Regions from separate parts of the Mus musculus genome. Here regions 2 and 3 are each linked to region 1. Evidence: chromatin loops called from intact Hi-C (ENCODE). Cell type or tissue: left cerebral cortex. All regions are shown on one strand. Each heading gives the region's core, and the rest is flanking DNA. Links, peaks and the distances in the headings are about the cores only.

Region 1 (7,211 bases), core at 929-5,928:
TCAGGCATGGCAGAGGAGCAGAGTGGTGGCTGGGGCAGGAAGGGGTCAGACACTGAAAGGAGACCTGGATTAGCAGGCTGCTGGTGCTAAACGCTACAGGCAGGAGCCAGAAGTCAGGCGGAGTGGAGAGAGTATGAGGATTTGATGGCTGAAGAGGCAGAAGTGGAGATGGTGGATCTGCTGCCCCCTTTGCTCTCCCTGGGTCCTGCCTGCCCATTGTGCATATAAACTCAACCCAGGTTTACACATAAACACAAGCATTAAAAAAAAATCTTTAAAAAAGGGTGGGCAGTACCCAGATTTTTAGAGCTAGAAATTTCAGAAGCCAGGTACTTAAAATGCAAACACCTTCACAAAGGGTACTTTGCAAGAACATCCACTAAGTATTTTTTGGGGGGTGGGGGCCATTTTTTTAAAAAAGATTTATTTATTTATTATATGTAAGTACACTGTAGCTGTCTTCAGACACCCCAGAAGAGGGCGTCAGATCATGTTACAGATGGTTGTGAGCCACCACGTGGTTGATGGGATTTGAACTTCGGACCTTCGGAAGAGCAGTTGAGTGCTCTTACCCACTGAGCCATCTCACCAGCCCCCTTGTTTTCATTTTTAATTACATGTATGTGTACCTCTATGTGCACAAGTGCAGGTGCTCTTAGAAGCCAGAGGCATCAAGTTCTGCTAGAGATAGACTGGAGTTACAGGTGGTTGTAGGATACCTGATGTGGGTGTTAAGAACCTAGAAGAGCACCACGTGTACTTAGCCCGTCTCTCCTGCCTCAAGTGCTCTTAGTTCATCCTCACAGCAACTCTGTGAGGAAAGTCCTGCACTGTAAGTCCTGCACAGGTGCGTGTTTTGAAGGAAATGAGAAAAGCAGCTAAGACAGTCATGTTACTTGGCCAAGGCCATGGAGCTGTAGGCTTGCTCTTTCCCCTCTATTCCCACGGCTTCCCTATGTGGGATCTGTGGGCAAGAACAGGTCATTGTTTAGTGGAAAACTCAAGGTATAAGGGCACAAGGCAAGCTGCGAGGTCCCAGTGGAATCTCATGTGGAGGCCACAAATGGGCCATTGGCAAAGCTGCCTGGTCGCAGCTGCACAAGACGGTGCTTCCTGAGAATGGCCCAGTGAACAGCAGGATGGAATCAGACCAAATCTGAGGCTATTCTTTTTTTAAAGATCACCATAGAGCCTGCTAAACAAAGTAACCTTAAACTGGCCACAAGGAAGTGGCTGTTCCTCCCACCTTCAGTGACTCTGCACATCTGGTGGGACAATAGAAAGAAGCATGGACAAAGAAAGGCCAGAGCCAAGGATCAGCCAGTCACTCCTCATGACGCGACAACCCTGAACCTTTCCTGTGAAAACTCATCAATTGTCTCTGCAATAGTGGCTAGGACTCTGACCATTAGGATTTTTTATTTTTGTGATTTGGGAGTCTCATCATATAGCACAGACTAGCCTATAGCCCAGTCTTCTTGTGTCTGCCTCCTGAGTCTTAAGTTAAGACAAGTGTCACTGTGACCAGCTGTTTAGGATCTGCTGGTGATTATGATTACTACTATCAAAAAATTGGGTCAAAGTTCTGGTTCAGGGTGATATTTGAAATGGCAATGATTTCTGTATTGAAAGGAATGAAAAGACTCTTCACTCGCCCATTCTTGCCTCTTCATCCACTGCTACTGAATGCCAATCCATCTGTCAGGGCATCTCTCTGCAAAGGGCTGAGAGAAGGGCATTATGAAGTCCCGCCCTCTCCATCTTCCTTTAGGATTGTGGGCCCTTATCAGGTCTTGGGGTTCCCTGAGAACTGAGCATGATAAGTTCAGGCCAGGCAAGGGAGGCACTGCTGCTCCACCCTGAGGTTATCTGGGGAAGCTGTTGCATACAGAGAGAATGGAAGGGGGACTGAGGTGTGATTCAGACCTGGAGTGAGGAGCCTGGAGAATGGCCAAGGCCCATAGCCTCTTGCCAGTGACCACATCCTCTACATCAACCCATGGCTAGATGTTTCAAATACCAGAGAATCTGGGAAACCTTGATGACCCTGAATTTTTGGGACATTTGGCTTACATGCCATTACAGTATTTCTCCTTATCTTCCTTCGTCTTCTCCCCCCCCCCCCCCTTGGATTTTTCAAGACAGGGTTTCTCCATGTAACCCGGGCTATCCTGGAACTCATACTGTAGACCAGGCTGGGCTCAAACTCAAAAGATCTGCCTGCCTCTGCCACCTGAGTGCTGGGACTAAAAGGGATGCACCACTACCACCTGGTATGGTCAAGTTTTTTATTATAATTATTATCTTTCATTATTTATTTAAAAGATTTCTATTTATTCTATATATGTGAGTGCACCATCACTGTCCTCAGACACACCAGAAGAGGGCATTGGATCACATTACAGGTGGTTGTGAGCCACCATGTTGCTGGGAATTGAACATAGGACCTCTGGAAGAGCAGTCAGTGCTCTTAGCCATCTCTCCAGCACCTATTTATTATGTATGTATGCGTGTATTTATTTACTTATTTATGAAAAGGTCTCCTTGTAGCTCAGGCCTTGTATCTATCTATCTAGTTTCAACTTCCCAAGTTACAGGTTCTATGTTCCTGCTCTTCTCCCACTTTTTCTAAAAAGTGGTACGTGACAACCAGCTCACACCTTTCCAGAAGTTGCACTCTACATCCAGGAGTTTTCCCTGCTTCAAAACAAACCATTTCTCAGAACTTCAACCTGGGTGTGGTCAGCTAAGTGCTGCGAATCTTGCATTCATCTTGATTTTCTCTTTAGCAAAAGGGCTTCTGAAGGAAAAGATTTCCCTTAAGTTTTAGAAATGTTATTAACACACACTAAAGCTGAAGTGTGTGTGCACTGGACAGATACTGCACTACTTCTCAGTAAAGGAACCACTCAGCATCACTCCCCATAAGGCTAGAAAGTCAAGCACCTCTTTCAGGAGGATCTGGGTTTCTGTCTTAATGCTGCCCTCTAGGGACAAAAGAGTGTAAGAGCCATTTGGTTTCCATCTACCCTGCTTTGGAGACTGGATATCACTTCTAGGGATATCAGAGTCACAGGACGGCTTTCTTCATTACAGTTGGGATCAGGGTTCTGAGATAAAGTGGCTGGCAAAGCCTTCCTGGCATTAGTAACAGTTCAGTTTGCCTTTATCAGAACTGACTTCATGTCAAACCCACCAATTCCTCCCCAGAAGTTAATAAAAGCTGAGTCTGGTTTCTCTGAGGTCCTTCAGCAGATTATTGACAACACCTGGACAAGCAAACATTTACACAGAAGCTTACAAACATCCACCTGAGTTCCTTCTAGGCACCATAGGTCCTATTCTGGGGATAAAAAAGAATCTTGTGCCTGCCAGGAAGTTACACTGGTGGGGGATCATGACATGTTAAATAAATGAAATACAAATAAGACAGCATTATAAGTACTAAGGGGATAAATTCAGGCAGGAATGTCGTAAGGATTAAGGTAGAGGGCTGAAGGTCACAGTCACGAGGTGGATGGTAGAGAAGACCTGTATTTGAAGTAAAGAAGTAAGCTAAAGAAATGCTAGACAGGCATCCAACTGGGATATATTAACTAACAGTTATCCTATTGGTACAGGTGAGTTTTTGTCTATATTTAGGCTGGAAAATCTAAATATAAAACTGGTGGCTATATGTTTCCTAACTATGTGCATCCTGAAGGCTCAAGCCCCATCTTGCTGTCTACTACTATCTTTTACATTAAGAACTGGGCTTTGGGGAAGAGGATCTGTCCTGGCTGAGCCTGCTCTCCTGTTACCTGACCACGATCCCCACTCAACTGGTTTTTTTTTTTTGAGCCTTAAGAAAATGGAATCTCAATGCCAGGCAACTTTAATCTCTGCATTTGGGAGGCAGAGGCCAGCGGATCTCTGTGAGTTTGAGACCAGCCTGGTATACAAATCAAGCTCAGGACAGCCGTGGCTCTGTTATACTGTGAACCTTGTCTCAAAAAAGCAAACCACACCAACCCAATCCAAACAAAAAACCAACCAACCAGCCAACCAAACAAAAAACCCAACCCAACCCAAACAAACAAAAAAACCCTTCTACTTTCCTTTTTGTGTGGGTGTGGTGCAAGTGTGAGGTATGTGTGCACACATGCCACCAGCAAGCAAAGTTCAGAGGAAAACTTTCAGGGGTCGCCTCTTATCTTGTTTCTGCTGCACTGTGTCCCCAGGCTAGGTGCCCACTAGCTTGGAGTCTCCTGTGAGCTCCCATCTTGCAGAAGGAGTGTGGCGAGTACAGATGCTCACTAGTGCATCCTACTTTTTCTCATGGGTTCCTGGGATCAAATTTAGGTCCTTTGTTTTTTGTAGCAAGTGCTTTTACCTGCTGAGCTATCTCAACTAGCCCAAGTCTCCCCTTCTTGTGGTTTCCTGAGACAGACAGACAGACGGTTTTATGAAACATATTTTACTGTTCCCCATCCTGGGTAAACAGATTGGCGGTAGAAGTGACAAACAGTTATGTTTTGCAGTCACAGACTCTGAGTCCTGATTTCAGGTATATTTTGGGGTTGCTAACTGGAAAGTCCCATTGGTTTTCCTTCCACTTTTATTTTTGAGGTTTAAGTCTCCCCATCTGCTGCCCAATCTACTGAGAGGAACAGAAACCAGTCAGTATGTGTGAGAGGAGCTCAGGCTTCAGTGATGGAGACAGGCTGGAGTTCAACGCCTTGGTCTGCTATCTTCTGGGCAGTGCAAGGACCAGTGAGGGTACAGCTCTTGACTCAGCAGACGTCCTAAACACAGACTTCATGGAGTGGCCTGGCTCTGCCTCTTTACCTCTCTGACAATTCAGTACCAACAAGCCTGATGGCTGCTAGCTTATTCTTTTAAGACCTGCTTCCTGAAAATGACTAGAGATAGTTCATCCAGGTATAAACACTGGTCACCAAGTTCTCGATACTCAGGGTGAGCAGCTGTGTCTTCATCAGGGGACTTCACACTGCAGTCTGGGAAGCCCTGCCTCATTTGATGAGGTCTTGCTGATCCTTTGATACCTATTCTGATCAGGTGAGTTCTCTGGAGATTCCATTTTTGCCATCAGTAATCATGGGGAAGTTGTGGTCTTTCTTTTTTCTTTTCAGTATGGATAAAGGACTAGCACAGTTCATGCAATGTTCATGAAACTTTCACCCATTTGGCTTCAAATGAAGTCTACCGAGTTAACAAGAAGACCTTGATTTTATTATTCTTGTTGTTGAGATATAGTCTAACTGTATAGCTCAAGCTTTCCTGAACTCACGATGTAGACCAGCTCTGAGATCTCTGAACTCACAGAGCTCTGTCTTCCTGGAATTGGGATCAAAATATGTGCCACTAGTGCTCTGTGTCTTAATTATGTAGCCCTGGCAGGCCTTGGAGTAATAAATGCATAATAAATAAATAGCCCTGCCTTTGCCTCCCAAGTGTTGGGAATAAGGTGTGCCACCACTGCTCAGCTTGCTCTCTCTCGCTTGCTCTCTCTCTCGCTTGCTCTCTCTCTCTCTCTCTCTCTTTTAAGACAAGGTTTTTCTATGTAGCCTTAGCTGTCCTAGAACTAATATAGACCAGCTTAGGATTTGGGAGCTTAGGCATGGAGATTAACATGAGTTCCAGGCTAGCCTGGTCTACATAGTAAACTCCAGGCCAGTTTGGGCTTAAACTATTGTCACAAACGGAGCCTTTATTGAGTCCTTCTCAGGGGTGAAGGCCCAGAGTGACTCTGCAGAACCCTGTGCCAGTCTCTTTGTTTTCATCCTTATTTTTTTCCTTACAGCAACAGCTCTGAATGACAAAGATAGACAACAGGATAAAGCGTCACCAAGAACAGTGTAACTCTTGCCCACAGACCCAGCTAAGTGCTACAGGCTCAGCAGCTGAGGCACCGAGTGAGAGTCAGGGCTTGTGCTGATGTATCACTCGCCTCCTTTGGTTCCACTGTAGCCCTAAATATAACCATGCTAGTTTTATGTTGTTTTCCTAACCACAAACAGACAAAATGTTGGTGTGTAGATGTCAAGGGACCAAACTGTATTTGTCCCTATAAAATCCATGTGTTGAGCTTTGAGCTCTAGTACCTGAGAGCATGACTATATTTGGAGACTGGACCCATAAGTACAAAGGATATATCTCAGTTAGTGTGTAAGTATGTGCAAGACACTGGGTTCAATATACAAACAAGGTGCAAAGTTAAAATGAGTCTGGCACATTGGCCCTAATCCTGACTTCTAACAGGAATTGACTGTGGATCCTGTCCTGAGGACAGAGAAGGTTCCAGTCCAGAGTTCACAGAATTTATGTTGAATTAAATCTGTAGTTATGGTACTTAGTGTAAATAAGTGCCTATTACAACTTATTTAATTCAAGTAAGTCAGACACAGTTGAGAAGTAGAAATTAAAGGTGATCAAGACCCTGTCACTTGACTTTTAGCAGAGCATTGTCTACATCAAGATCTGTGATTTCAAATGCCTGTTTGAGAAGCAGCAACAGCAGTTGAAAATCTAACAACAGGCATGACCAGCAGCTGCCAGGCAGGATTCATTTCCATTTCTAAATTTAAGAGACTCAGAAACTGAGGATTTATGTGAAATCTGGTTTCATGTGGTACAGGTAACTACAATACTATATATTACGAGTGAGTACATTTGGTAAGATCCAGGGTACATGTGTACTAGAGGCCCAGATTACCATCTCTGGGTATGCATTTTACAGACTGGGGACTTTCTGGCAGACCTGAATAGCATGGCCCTGAGTGTGCACACACAGAGCTGCTATGCACATATACAATTTGCTGTGGCCCTTACCTAGCCTCAAGCCCCTCCTACCTTTGCACCATTCAAGAGAATGTTCTCCTCCTGCTCCACTCTGACTGCTTAGCCTCCCTAAAGGGTTACTGCCACCAGCCTGCATCCACAAAACACTATCTTGGATCTACAAGAGGCAACCTCATTTCTTACATCCTTCATTCGAACCAATGCAAGCAGGAACCACACAAGCCAGGTGAGGCCTGGGTGCCCCTTAGTGAGTTCTTCCCATTTCAAAGAGATTCTGTTTCTCCCAGACCTATACTTTAAATTTTTATTGGACCTTAAAGATGGAAGTATGGGGCTAGAGAGATGGCTTAGAGGTTAAGAGCACTGACTGCTCTTCTAGATTCCAGAGGTCCCGAGTTCAAATCCCAGGA
Region 2 (7,211 bases), core at 1,445-6,444, 140 kb before region 1:
AAGTGTGTTATGTATATGGTCACACATATGTGGAGTTGTGTGTGTGTGTAAGCCTGGCTGGACAGGGAGTGTCTTCCTAAGTCTCTGTCCTATTTGTCTGAGGCTCATCTAGACAAAGCAGTCATGGAGCCCCAGGACCCTCTGCCTCTGCCCCACTAGCATGGGATCCGACGCACAGACACGATGCAACACCCTGCTTTGCTTTTGATGTGGCTGCTGGAGATACAGAACAGGCACTTTACTGACTGAGCCGTCTCCCCAGATCAAGGCTTTTTTTTTTTCTTAACTGCCTGAGAAAAAAAGCACAGAACCAGGCCGACCTGAGTCCAATTCACAGCCACCCTGTGCCATACCCACTCTCCCTGTAGACAGCAGGCTCCTGCCAGGATTTACTTATGGCAGCTCAACTGGAATACAATTGGCTTAGAACTATGACACGCCAAAGCTGGCTAGCAAATTTGAAAAACCAAGCCTAGCGGTGCGCTCCTGTAATCACACAGGCATATGCACAAATGCACACATGCAGAGTCACCAGGTTGACTCAGGCACTGCTGCTGGGACGCACTGATTCTAGTCTTTTATGTGGATCCTCCTCCACCCGAGCCCAAAGCACTGCTTTCACCCCCAACCCCAGCCGTTCTCTTCTTCACTGGACCCTAGGCTGTCACACTGAGAATTACCCTGTGAATCCTACACTTGGGAGGATGAGGCAGGACTACAGAGTAAAGGCCGGCTTGGTCAGCAGTCCTCCCCACAAATCCAAGCGGAAAATGAGAAGTCCTACCCTTATGATTTCCCCTCCTCCCTCCTGAGTCCTCCATCCACCGCCAGGCAGTTCGCAGTCCGGGCTTTGGCAGCGGGTTTGTCAGCATGACTTTGAACCCACAGTCTCTCTTCCTGGAGAGATGCCTTACTCGTACGGAGCTTGCCATACAAGCACTAACACCTGAGTTTGGATCTCCAGCACCCTTGTTAAAAGCCTAGAGTGGCAGCTTGCAGCTGCAGTCCTAGCAATGGGGAGGTGGACACAGAAGGATCCCTGAAGATGCCCAGACAGTCAGCCTAAATCAGTGAGGTTCAATGAGACCCTGTCTCAAAATACAAGACGGAAGGGCTGGAGAGAGGATGGCTCAGCTGTCAACTGAGCTCTTACAGAGGAGCCAGGTTCAGTTCTCAGCACCCACACGATGGTTCACAACCAGCATTAACTACAGTTAAAGTCCCAGGGGCTCAACTCTCTTCTGGCCTGTTGGCACTTTGTACACACGGCACACGTACATACACACAAGCAAGCACTCAAACACACATTCACATTAAAAAAAAAAAAAAACAAAAAACAACAACAAAGCCGGGCGTGGTGGCGCACGCCTTTAATCCTAGCACTTGGGAGGCAGAGGCAGGCGGATCTCTGAGTTCGAGGCCAGCCTGGTCTATAGAGTGAGTTCCAGGACAGTCAAGGCTACACAGAGAAACCCTGTCTCGAAAAACCAAAAAAAAAACCAAAAACAAAAACAAAAACAAAAAAAAAACACACTTGCTGGGTGTGGTGGCACAAACCTTTAATCCCAGCACTTGTGGGGACAGAGGCAGAAGGATCTCTGTGAGTTAAAGGCCAGCCTGATCTACATAATGAGATTCTGTCTCAAAAATAATTAATTAAAAAATGCTTTCTAGGGCTGGAGAGATGGCTCAGTGGTTAAGAGCACTGACTGCTCTTCCAAAGGTCCTGAGTTCAATTTTCCAGCAACCACATGGTGGCTCACAACCATCTGTAATGGGATCCAATGCCTTCTTCTGGTGTGTCTGAAGACAGCTACAGTGTACTCACAAAATAAATAAATAAATACATCTTTTATTTTAAAAAATGCTTTCTAAAGTAAAGAGTGCTTGTGGACATCCAACATTGATTTGGGGCCTCCACAAGCACTCCCACATTCGAGAGCACGCACAGGAGCCAAGCACAGCAATGTGGGTCTACAGTCCTGGCTACTTAGGAGGCTGAGACGGGAAGACACCTTGAACCTGTGAAGTTGACAGCAGCCTAGGCACCATAGCAAAATCTAATCTCAGAGGCTCAAACCTTACTGGCTGGCTATGTTGCTCACTCAGGGAACAGAGGAGCTTTTGAGTCAGGACTCCATAGGATCACACGAGCAGACATGTCTATTTAATCCCTAGGACGTAGAAGTCATTGAGAGCTACTAATACAGCAATACTATCCTGGAACTCCTCTTGCTAGAGACATAACTTTCTACCACCTCACTCCTCTCTCATTAGTCTAGAGCTGGACCACACACTCTCTTTCCTGTCAATCAAAGAGACACTTCTGAGTCCAGTTTTCTTCAAAGAAAGAGAAGCTTCCAACAGACCCCAGACATAGTCCTCATACCCTGGAAAACACTTGTAAGTCTCACTGGATAAATGCAAGGAAACTCCTAGGACTTAAAAGTGTGCCCAGAGATCAGCAAGACGGCTAAGTGAGCAAGAGAGCTTGCCTTGCAAACCCGATGACCCAAGTTCAAACCCTGGGACCCACATAAAATGCTGGATGCAGTGACCCACATCTGCCATCCCAACACTGCTAGCGCAAAGTGAGAGGAGGAGATAGGGGCATCTGTCAAAAGCTCACAAGCCAGCTACTCTGGAGTATACACCATCAAGAGAGATCCTGTCTCAACTGGGGGGAAAGGCAGAAGCGATAATTTAGTACTACTCTTTCGGAGGACCTGAGTTCGATTCCCAGTACCCACACTGGGGAGGCGAATAACCACCTGTGTAACTCCAACACCGGGTGCACATGATCCTCTGGTCTCCTCAGACACCTGTACTCATGTACACATACCCACACACAGTTATACATACACACATACACACACACACACACACTAATATAAACCAGATAAAAGGCAACAACCAACTCTTCAAAGTGGTCCTCTGACTTCCACATGTACGCCACGACACGCACCCATGACATGCACATGCCAGTACTCACGCATACACACACGCTAATATGATAAATAGGTGTACCCCCAGATGCGAGTACCTAGGAAAGAACAAATATAACTCAAGATAGGGAGGAAGGCAACAGGGAAGCTACCAGGTGCTCCCCTAACCCCCGCCACGGCCCCATACTGTCGTCTGCAGAAAAAAATACTGCACACCCGTAACAAGACGCAGTGGGATTCTCCAGCTGACCTAGATCATAAAGCTCTGGGGTCAGTCCGACGCCCTATCACACTCCCGCGCATCACAAGTAGACTCCAGAAAGAAGTGGGCTGCACTTAAGCTGATAGAAAAAAAGAAGAAGCCAGGGCTGGGAATGGGGTCGAAGCCCTGAGTTCCACCCTTAGCTGCACATTAACCACCGCGTGATGATGCACACCTGTAACCCCAGATTTACAAAGGCTACAATAGAAAGATTGCTGTACGTTCAAAACCAGCCTGGGCTGCACACTGAACTCCAGGCTAGACTGGGCTACAGTGTAAAACAAACAAGAAAACACAAGCAGAAGGGACAACGTCCCATAGCTGCGAGGGCAGAGCCAACACACAAGGAGACGGGGGAAAGGCCTGGAAACTCAGCAGGCCACGTGAAAGGGTCCATTCTGGCCATCGAGATTGTGCGCCTGGGAACAGATGGGGTCAGGAGAGGAGAGGGCCTGGTAGGAGGGTAGGAGACGGCAAGGATGGGCCTTGGAATAAAGCCAGGGTCGGGAGGGAAGCCCAGAGGGGACTCCAGCCGCCGGGGCTGGAGGTGCAGGTCGTACCTCTCCGGAGCTAGCCGCCGGAGCTGCAGCCTCACAGTCCCCCAGCCTGCCAGCGTAGGGATGCTCGAAGCCGGCGCGGCCACAGCTCCACAGAGACCCCGGTAAGGGGCGTGGCTGCGGCGCACGCCTAGACGTACTTCCGCTTGCGCCCGGATGGACCCGGTGCGGTCGCCATGTTGGGTGTGGCATAAAGTACTCTCAGGATTCAGAGGCGTCCAGAAGGTCACGAGTGACCAGTCTCTTAAGCTACCTCCGCAGTTTCTTGCTGTCGCTCCAACAACATGCGTTCTGCTCCAGGCCTTTGCATTTGCCATTCGCGCTACACACTGCGCTCCAAGTCATCTGTCACAGCGCTCAGGTATCCTAGATAACCATAGCAACCTTCATGTGCACACGCTCCTGAATTTGCCCCTCATCTTGCGTTACAACTCTCAATAGCTCTTTGCACCGCCTGACTTGCTAAGCCTTTTTGCTTGTTTTGAGTCTCACTCTGTAGTCCTGGCTGTCCTGGAATTAGCTATAAAGACCAAGCTGGCCTTGAAGTCACAAAATCCGCCTACCTCTGCCTCCCATCTATGCCTAGGCCACTGTTTATTTAATGTATGTGAGTGCACTGGAGCTGTCTTCAGACAAAGTTTCTGGGAATTGAACTCAGGACCTCTGGAAGAGCAGTCAGTGCTCTTAACCGCTGAGCCATCTCTCCAGCCCCATCTTGTTTTGTTGTTGTTGTTGTTGGTTTTTGGTTTTGTTTTGTTTTTTTGTTTGTTTGTTTGTTTGTTTTGGGTTTATCGAGACAGGGTTTCTCTGTATAGCCCTGGCTGTCCTGGAGCTCACTTTGTAGACCAGGCTGGCCTCGAACTCAGAAATCCGCCTGCCTCTGCCTCCCGAGTGCTGGGATTAAAGGCGTGCGCCACCACGCCCGGCTGTTTTGTTTTTTAACACTACTGAGGATTGAACCTAAGGCTTCCTTTCATGCGTGCTAAGTAAGCACCCTGCCTGTACCCCCATAACTAAGCAGAGAGTCTGCCTGGTACTGTTCTTTGCATGTCAACACTGAACAAATAAATATTTGCTGAATAAATGAATAATAAATGTTTCCACGGCGTTTCCAGTTAAAAATGGTTTCCTAGAGCTCGTGAAATGACTCGTCAGGGAAAGGAGCTTGACTCTGACTGACCACCTGAAGTGAGTTTGATTCCAAGGACCCACACGCTGGAAGGAGAAGACTGCCTTCTAGAAGCTGCCCTCTGGTGTCTGTGTCTGCACTGGTCATGCACATGTGCTCTCGCTCGAGTGTACACAGAGAAAGAGTCAGGAAGGAAGTCCAGATGGTTTAAAATTAAGATAATAGTTTAATGGGAGCTGGGGATGTAGTTCATTTGAGTATTTGTCTAGCAGATACATAACCCGGGGTTCCGTCCCTGGCACTATATAAACCAAACCAAACGGAAACAATCTTAGGACTCAGAAAGTGGAGGCAGGAAGACCTGCAGGTCAAGGTTACCCTAGGCTATATAGTGAGTTTGAAGCCAGCCTGGTCTACATAGTGCGTTTCAGGACTGCCAAGGCTATAGAGGAACTAATACACCCTTCTTCCCTTGGGACACATAACTAAAATAATAATTATAAAAATTAATCAAATTATGAACACAGCAGGAAAGCTGAGTTTGAAGCCCCTGGTTAAACCCTCCAGTTTAGCATTGTCATCTACTACAGAGAAGAGAAAATTTACGAGCAACAGGAAGCCACAGAAAGGGGTGGGCACAGGGGTGAGTTGGAGCCACTGATGGAGCCCGATCGCTCGACATCAGCTGATTCTCACTGTGCCAGATAAAGATGGCCACAAATGTACACCCCAGCCCATCTCCCACCACTACCATCAACACTCAACAACTTCTTCCCTTTTCATTTTTAATTATATTTCTTATTTTACATTGTGTGGGGAGACAGAGAGAGAGAGAGGTGTATAGGTGCATGTAGCAGGAAGCACATGCAGACGTTGAAGGACAGACCCGGGGAGTCAGTTTCCTCCTTTGGCAGTGGTTTCTTTTAAAAAAAAAAAATTATTTATTTAATGTATATGAGTACACTGTCGCTGTCTTCAGACACACCAGATGGTTGTGAGCCACCATGTGGGAATTGCTGGGAATTGAACTCAGGACCTCTGGAAGGGCAGTCAGTGCTCTTAACCGTTGAGCCATCTCTCCAGCCCCATCAGCAGTGGTTTCTTTTTTTTTTTTTTTTTAAAGATTTATTTATTTATTATATGTAAGTACACTGTAGCTGTCCTCATATACTCCATCAGATTTCGTTACGGATGGTTGTGAGCCACCATGTGGTTGCTGGGATTTGAACTCAGGACCTTCAGAAGAGCAGTCGGCGCTCTTAACCACTGAGCCATCTCGCCAGCCCCAGCAGTGGTTTCTATTGGCTGTCGTCAGGTCACTTGTGCGGCAGATGCTCTTCCTCAGTGAGCCGCTTTGCAAGCCCTTTCCAGGTTTCTTTGCACTACGGTATCATAAAGCTTAGACTGGTCCGAAGGTTACTATTTATTTCAGGCTGGCCTCCAACTGCAGCTCCTCCTGCCTTTCCAAGTTCCCAGGTGCCAGAGTCACAGATGTGTGCCATCAAACTTGGAGGCACATTATGCAACAAAGGAGGCCAATCAGAAAAGGCTCCCAGCGTGGGACTGGATTCCAGCTCAAGGACATTCCAAGAAAAGCCAAGACTGTGACACACTACAAAGATATCACTGGCCTGGGTGGAGACCAGTGATACAAGGCTTGTCTTGAAGTATCTTTCAAACTGAAAAAAAGAAGAAGAGAGTTGGGCTGCCAAGGTGGCTCAGAACCCACATAAAACTAGAAAGAGAAAATAAAGTTGTCCTCTGGTCTTCACGTGCAAACAGTGGTTTGTCTTGAAGTGACTAAGGTAACGCCATCTTGTCTGCCTCTATTTTGTATCTGCTTAGACACTTCTCAGCTCCATACTCCCCAACAGCCTCATTGGCCTTGGCTACATACATATTTGGCATCTCCATGACCTTGAACATGGTCCAGATGCATTAGCCCAAATAATTAATATTTATACAAACGAAACATAAAAAACCAAAAGTCAGAAACTAAATACACTACTTAATATAAAAGATCTGCTAAGTTAATTTAGATTTTAATAAAAGTGCACTATAAAAGAACACATAGGCTTGTTCTTAACCACTGAGCCATCTCTCCAGCCCAGCGTGAAGCACGGGTCCAAGCAAAGCAAACGTGGCATTGGGCTTGCCCTCTCCCTTGCTAAACTACTAGATTCTTAAAGCACCAAGGTCTAGTGCCTTATTTGGCTACTTACTTATGCCTGCCTAAAACTCCAAGGTCCAACTATCAAAACACCAAGGTCCAGCAATCAAAATTCATTCTTTGGTTACAGTGACTAGAATATCTAATC
Region 3 (7,211 bases), core at 983-5,982, 98 kb before region 1:
CGGGGCTGTACCTGCCTATGCGGAGAACTGCAGGGGAGACGCCCACAGACCCATTTAGGAGGAAGAATTCTGAGTTCTAAAAGGCAAAATATCCCAGGCCTGGTTGTGAAGGCCTTTAATCCTAAGGCTTAGGAGGCCGAGGCAGGCCGATCTCTATGAGTTTGAGGCCAGCCTGGTCTGCCTAGTAAGTTCCAAGACAGCCAGGGCTATGTAGGTATGTAAAGAGATTCTGTCTAGATGACCTGAGTTTAATCCTTGGTATGCACACGAAAAACTGGATTCAGGGCCATGCATCTGTAACCCCAGAACTCCTATAGCAAGACGAGAGAATGAGACAGGAGAATCTCCAGGAAACTGGCTCGCTGGCCAGCTAGCCTAGATAGGGGAAGAGTAGCAGCAGAGAAGAGATACAGGAAATGTTCCTGTGCTGGGTGTGTACACTGGCGATGTGGCACAAGCCTGTGACACAGGCTTATAGGAGGCAGGGGCCAGCAGTCTCTATGGGGCGCCAGGAGTCCAGCTTTTCTTTTCTTTTCTTTTTTTTTTTTTTTTTGGTTTTTCGAGACAGGGGTTCTCTATGTAGCCCTGGCTGTCCTGGAACTCACTTTGTAGACCAGGCTGGCCTCGAACTCAGAAATTCGCCTGCCTCTGCCTCCTGAGGCTGGGATTAAAGGCGTGCACCACCACGCCTGGCTTTTTAAAAAGATTTATTTATTGTTATATGTAATTACACTGTAGCTGTCTTCAAACATACCAGAAGAGAGCATCAGATCCCATTACAGATGGTTGTGAGCCACCATATGGTCGCTGGGAATTGAACTCAGGACCTTCGGAAAAACAGTCAATGCTCTTAACCACTGAGCCATCTCTCCAGCTCGAGTCCAGCTGAACACCTAAATCAAGCCCCCATGTTATATGTGTGTGTGTGTGATCATATATCATATAGCCTAGGCTACCCCTCAAACTCTGTAAGAAGGCGAAGATGACCCTGAACTCCTGTCACTTGCTTCTACCTTCTGAATATTGGAAGTAAAGGCCTGTCTTGCTTGGCCTTTACTTGCTATTGTTGTGACAGGGCCTCTCTGTGTAGTCCTTGCTGTCCTAGAGCTCCCTATGTAGACTAGGCTAACCTTGAACTTACAGAGATCAACCTCTCATTGCCTACCGAGGGCTGGGATTATAGGTATGTTACAGGCTGGCCTCAGACCCGTATCATGCCTTCTCCCTCAGCCTCCCCTTTTTTTATTTTTCCCAAAGATTTATTTATTTGTATTTATATGAGTACACTGTAGCTATCTTTCAGACACACACCAGAAGCATACATTGGATCTCATCACAGATAGTTGTGAGCCACCATGTGGTTGCTGGGAATTGAACTCAGGACCTCTGGAAGAGCAGTCAGTGCCCTTAACCATTGAGCCATCTCTCCAGCCCCTCCCTCAGCCTCCTAAGGACAGGGACCACACACTTTTCAGCTGATTCAGACCCCACCCGCATGGATTTTACCTCCAAATGTATCCCAAGACACCAACTCCGTTTTCCCTGCTTTGGTTTAAGAGACTCTGGGTTTACTCGAGTGCTGTGTGATTTCACAAAAGTTCGCAGCTTCTCTGGGCTCCCACGCACCACGTAGGCACAGAGAAGGGACTGTGGCTGCTTCGACTTGTAGGAGTTGGAAAATCTTGCTTTCCTGGATCTCACTGGATTTAGAAAACCAAAATTTGCAGAAGCCTTTCGCCTCTGTCCGGGTCAGAAGCAGCCGATTCTGATCTGCTGAATTCTCAGCGCCCTCTGCAATGGGAGACCAAGGGTGGAGGTAGACACCACACACAACTGGGGCCAGGGGTCAGAGAGAAACTCCCTGGTCTGCAGGCATCTTCTTCCCAGAACTCTGAAACAAACCAGTTTCCCCTGCAAGCTCCGCCCACGCTCCTGACCTCAGAGTCCGGAACTCTCCAGATTGGTCCATCTCTAGTCGTTCCTAACCACAACTAACACAAAGAAATTGGCAAGCTTTGCCACACCCACTTCGCCAGGCCACGCCCACGAGAATACTGGCTTCCACCACCACATCTGGCTTAGGAGACAGATGTGGGACATTGAACCCAGGTTCTTGGGCCTGCGAGCAAGCATTCCACTGACTGAGCTCCAGTCCCAACTGTTTGTTTTTCTGTTCTTGGGGTATCTATAACCCATACTGGCATGGTATAACTCATGGTAATCTTTCTGCCTCCACCTCTTAAATGCTTGGATTAGAGTGGGTGTCCCTGCAACAGTTTGATTATGTTATTAGACTTGGTCTACAGGGAGGCCTGAAGCCAGCTCCTACAGTGTGTGTGTGTGTGTGTGTGTGTGTGTGTGTGTGCGCGCGCGCGTGTGTGCCCACGCGGCGCACGCGCACACACGAACACACACACACACACACACACACATAGATACAAGGACGCAGGCCAGAGAAGTACACCCACTGAGCCTGGAGCTAGGTTGGTAGCCAGCTGGTCCTAGAGTTCTCCTGTCTCCACAGCAACCGTGGTTACAGATCCTGACTTCCCTCATGGATGCTGGGGATTTGAACTCAGTTCCTCATGCCTGTGTTTCAAGTATCTTACCCACTGAAACATCTCCCCAGCTTCTCCTGTGTCCTAATGACATGTCATATGGCTTTTCTTTTCACAGCTTGCCTATTTGAGACGATATTTTCCTTTTTTTTTTTTTTTTTTGTTTTTTTGTTTTTTGAGACAGGGTTTCTCTGTATAACCCTGGCTTGTCCTGGAGCTCACTTTGTAGACCAGGCTGGCCTCGAACTCAGAAATCTGCCTGCCTCTGCCTCCCAAGTGCTGGGATTAAAGGCGTGCGCCACCACCGCCTGGCGAGACGATAATTTCTAAAGGTACAAACAAAAATTTGGAGTCTGGTCGTGGCTGGTCATAGCTGAAATAATCCTGGCACTTGAGAGGAGGGGAAGGGTCAGGGTTTGGCGGTGTGAGGCAGTGTCCAATAAAGGAAAGCAGAGGGGACCTCCATGATGGCTCAGCAGGCAAAGGGGCGCGCTGCCAGGCCTGCCAACCTCAGTTTGACTCCCGAACCCTCAGAATGGAGAGAACTGATTCTCGAAAAATGTTCACTGATCTCTACATACGTTACCAAGGTGCACACACACACACACACACACACACACACACACGACTAATTGAAGCAGAACAGGATAGCAAATCAAAGACAGAGCTTGGTGGTGCTGCATGTCTTCAATCCCAGATTCAGAGGCAGGCTGAGCTTTGAAAGTTGGAGGCTAGCCTGGTCTACAGAGGGAGTTACAGGATAGTCAAGGCTTCAAACTTAAAATGTAACTGACAATGGCCTTGAACTCTTGTTTCTCCAGCCTCAGTTCTGGACTACAAGTACTGGGATTACAACACAAAGAAACTTTGTCTCAAAAACACAAAAACAACAACCCTCCCTGCCCTTCCAAAAATCCATGAGCAAACAAACGAAATGAAGGCAGGAGCCTCCTGTTTGAGGCTAAGCTCCCTCAATGAGTCACAACCCAAGAGAATAAAAGTCAAAAACTCAAGTGGCCATGCTGAATTTCAAGTGACCCAGGGAAAAGAACTCACCTGTTGTCTGATCTTCGGAGAAACTCATAGATGAATATATAACAACCCCGCTTTCCAGTCAGGCCAGTTTAAATCATCAGGTATTGAAGTTCTTTGCTTTAATTATAACCAAAAAGTGTTACCATAAGACACCTGGGTATCAATCTCTTGAGTGTCCTTAGTTTTCGACTCCCAAGGTCCCTCTTTCTCTAAAGCCAGCCCCTCCCTAATGCAGCAGGACAGCCTACCCTTAGTAGATCTTTAAGTTAAAAAAAAAGGTGAAGATTTATATATTTGTTTGTTCGCCTGCCCATCCATCTACCCATCCATCCATCCATCCATCCATCCATCCATCCATCCATCCATCCATCCATCTATGAGTTTTACTACCTGTGTACTGTATGCATGTACATCTGCTTACCAGAAGAGGGCATCAGATCCTAATGTAGATGGTTGTGAGCCACCATGTGGGTCCTGGGAACTAAACGAGGTCTCCAGAAGGGCAGCCAGTGTTCTTAACCTCTGAGTCATCTCTCCAGGCCCTGTTAAGTGAAACTTACTGTAAGTTTTCCTTCCTGCTGCCTTGTCTCTCTCCATTTGCTTCTTTCTTTCTTTACTTTGTGGTGCTGGAATCCCTAGGCCATACTGACTTTTTTACTTTTTAAAAACTCAGGAGTGGTAGCGCATGCCTTTAATCCCAGCACTCGAGAGGCAGAGACAGGAGGATTTCTGAGTTTGAGGCCAGTCTGGTCTACAAAGTGAGTTCCAGGACAGCCAGGTCTATACAGAGAAACCCTGTCTCGAAAAAACAAACAAACAAACAACCTCAGGAGTGGAGAGATGGCCCAGCAGCTAAGAGCATCCGTTGCACTTGCAGAGGACCCAAGTTCAGTTCCTAGCACCCTACACAGGTGTTCATAACCACCTGTAACTCCAGCTCCCGGGGATCTGACGCCCTCTTCTGGCCTCCTCAGGCAACTGCATGCATGAACCACCCCAAGACACACACATACATTTAAAGATAAAGTAAATCCTTTAAAAAATTCATTCATTCATTCATTCATTCATCCATTCATCCATTCATCCATTCATCCATTCATCCATTCATCCATTCATCCATTCATCCATTCATCCATTCATCCATTCATCCAGAGACAGGGCCTCATATATCCCAGACTGGCTTCAAACTCAATACACATCCAGGCTGGCCTTGAACTCTTTCCCCTGCCTCCACTCCTGAGTGTTGGGGTTGCAGGCATGGAACAGCATGTCTTATGACTTCTAGTTTTTAAAATTTGTTTGTTTTTATTTTTTGACACAGGGTCTCCCTATGTAGTCTTGGCTGTCCTGGAATTTGCTATGTAGACCAGGCTGGCCTTGAACTCACAGAGACCCCCCTGCCTCTGCTTTCTGAGTGCTTGAATTAAAAGAATGTGCCAACAAACCCAGGTTGTTAGTTTTGTTTGTTTATTTGAGAATCCTAAACTATCTCTAGAAAGGAAAAGGTGGGTCTGGGAGGTGGCTCAGTGGGTAACTTTTATGTGTGTTTGTGTGTGGCCACATGAGTTGGAGAGACAGCTCAACAGTTAAGAGTGCTTGGTGTGGGCTGGTGAGATGGCTCAGTGGGTAAGAGCACCCGACTGCTCTTCCGAAGGTCCAGAGTTCAAATCCCAGCAACCACATGGTGGCTCACAACCATCTGTAACAAGATCTGACTCCCTCTTCTGGAGTGTCTGAAGACAGCTACAGTGTACTTACATATAATAAATAAATAAACCTTAAAAAAAAAAAAAAAAAAGAGTGCTTGGTGCTTCCCAGAAGACCTGAGGTCAGTTCCCAGCCAGCATCTTCATTGGGTGGTGCACAACTGCCTGTAACCCCAATTCCAGGGGACCTCACACCATCTCCTGGTCTCCATAGGTACCACATACATGTGGCACACACACTTACACACACACACACACAGAGGCACCACATACAGGTGACATACACTCACATACACACTCACACGCACACTCACACATACTCACACACAAGTACCACATACATGTGGCACACACTCACATAATATACATACACACACACTCACACACGCATGTATACACATAAATAAGAAATTAAAAATAATTTGAAAATTAAAATTATTTTGTAAAACAGTAAAAAGGCTGTGGGTGTGGCTCAGTGGTGGAGCACCTGCCTATTTAGAAGCCCTGACAAAACAGAAAACAATTTTAGGTTCCAGATAATTTCAGGCTGTCTTGAAACTTGCTCTGTAGACCAGGGTGGTCATGGACTCCCAAGTGCTGGGATTAAGGACATGTGCCACCACTGCCTGGCTTCTTTCTTCCTTCCCTCCCCTTCCCTCCCCTCCCCTCCCCTCTCCTCCCCTCTTCCTCCTCCCCTCTTCTTTTCTTTTCTTTTCTTTTCTTTTCTTTTCTTTTCTTTTCTTTTCTTTTCTTTTCTTCTCTTCTCTTCTCTTCTCTTCTCTTCTCTTCTTTTCTTTTCTTTTCTTTCCCTCTGTTATTTGAGACAGATTTTCCTGTAGCCCAGGTTGGCCTCAAACAGACCCCAGGTTTGTTATTAACTCTGGATCCCCATGTCTGTCCCTCTTCCTAATGCTGGGATAGCACTGTGTATCCTTGGGTCTGGTTTATCAGGGTGGTGGGGATGGAACCCAGGGCCTCCAGACCGCTAGCCCAGCACTTTGCTGCCTGAGCCACATCGCAGTCCAGATCCCCCTTCTTTTGTGCTCACAGGATTCCGCAGACCTCTCACTTATCCCCAGGGAACAACACATCTACCCCTGCAGGAAACCATGGTGACTTAGGATCTGGGAGGATTAGAAAGGGCTGGGCCTGGGACCCTGCAAACTGGCTAGTGCTGATGGGGTGGGGTGGGGTGGGGGTGGGGACGGGACTTGTTCTCTCTTGCAGATAATAGGCTAAACCTATGATCAGAGGTAAAAGCCCACTCCAGGCACAGTCCTGGTGTGGTTCTGCCCTCTGTTGAAGGGATGGCTTCTGGTTTTTATACCCCCTTACCTTGCACTTGACTCATGATAGAGAAGGGCAAGTGCCTTTGCCAGGGTCACTGGCCTGGGATGATGGCTGTGAAGTTGGAGACCCTGCCATAGCTGGCGCACCCCACCTGGCTCTGGGATCCACCATTGCTCGAAGATAACTGCTTTCAGCCACACGTGGTGGCACAAGTCTCTGATTTCAAGACTAAGGAAGCTAAGAAGGCAGGACTGTAAGTCTGAGGACTGCCTCGGCCTAAAGAGCAAGGTGCTGAAAGAGTGAAATAAGAAGAAATAAGAAAGGGGAGGAGGGGGAGGCAGAGGCAGGCAGATTTCTGAGTTTGAGGCCAGTCTGGTCTACAGGGTGAGTTCCAGGACAGCCAGGGCTATACAGAGAAACCCTGTCTTGAAGAGAGAGAGAGAGAGAGAGAGAGAGAGAGAGAGAGAGGGAGGAGAGGAGAGAGGAGAGAAGGAGGAGGGACTAAGTAAGAGGGAAGAAGGACGAAGGTGGGAGTAGGGAGGAAGAAAGGGAGGGAGGGACGGACAGATGTCTCTGAAGTCCCTCTATATGCCAGGCAAGTGCTTTACGAATGAGATATTCC

The links. Hi-C counts contacts between places; a loop is a spot of excess contacts. Peaks named below come from ENCODE experiments on the same cell type or tissue, not always from the same donor. Only the 100,000 strongest peaks of a DNase experiment are listed, where the experiment ranks them.
Region 2: a loop joins it to region 1, with 2.6 times the contacts of the local background. A loop is called at or near these places in 8 of 42 quality-filtered maps.
Region 3: it touches region 1 in a loop (6-fold over the local background); 36 of 42 quality-filtered maps call a loop at or near these places.

What each region holds. Positions count from the first base shown.
Region 1 is chr5:143,034,371-143,041,581 of GRCm38, forward strand. The region is part of intron 13 of Rnf216 (ring finger protein 216); the gene reads right to left. Gm43380 (a long non-coding RNA gene) reads left to right here and starts at 4,621. Exons shown (of 3, transcript XR_003955828.1): 1 at 4,621-5,058. In left cerebral cortex, for the core only: a CTCF peak has its summit at 2,999 (motif pointing left); DNase peaks (open chromatin) are centred at 2,994 and 4,681; H3K27ac peaks cover 878 bases.
Region 2 is chr5:142,891,343-142,898,553 of GRCm38, forward strand. It overlaps Fbxl18 (F-box and leucine-rich repeat protein 18), which reads right to left and starts at 3,896. Exons shown (of 5, transcript NM_001033312.3): 1 at 3,768-3,896. It overlaps Gm38733 (a long non-coding RNA gene), which reads left to right and starts at 3,962. Exons shown (of 2, transcript XR_003955825.1): 1 at 3,962-4,125; 2 at 6,363-7,211. In left cerebral cortex, for the core only: CTCF peaks have their summits at 3,906 and 5,029 (motif pointing left); a DNase peak (open chromatin) is centred at 3,911; H3K4me3 peaks cover 1,588 bases; H3K27ac peaks cover 1,095 bases.
Region 3 is chr5:142,936,544-142,943,754 of GRCm38, forward strand. No RefSeq gene overlaps it. Among named protein-coding and RNA genes, the nearest start is that of Fscn1, 20 kb to the right of the region's middle. In left cerebral cortex, for the core only: CTCF peaks have their summits at 4,021 (motif pointing right) and 4,581 (motif pointing left); DNase peaks (open chromatin) are centred at 1,614, 1,903 and 2,468.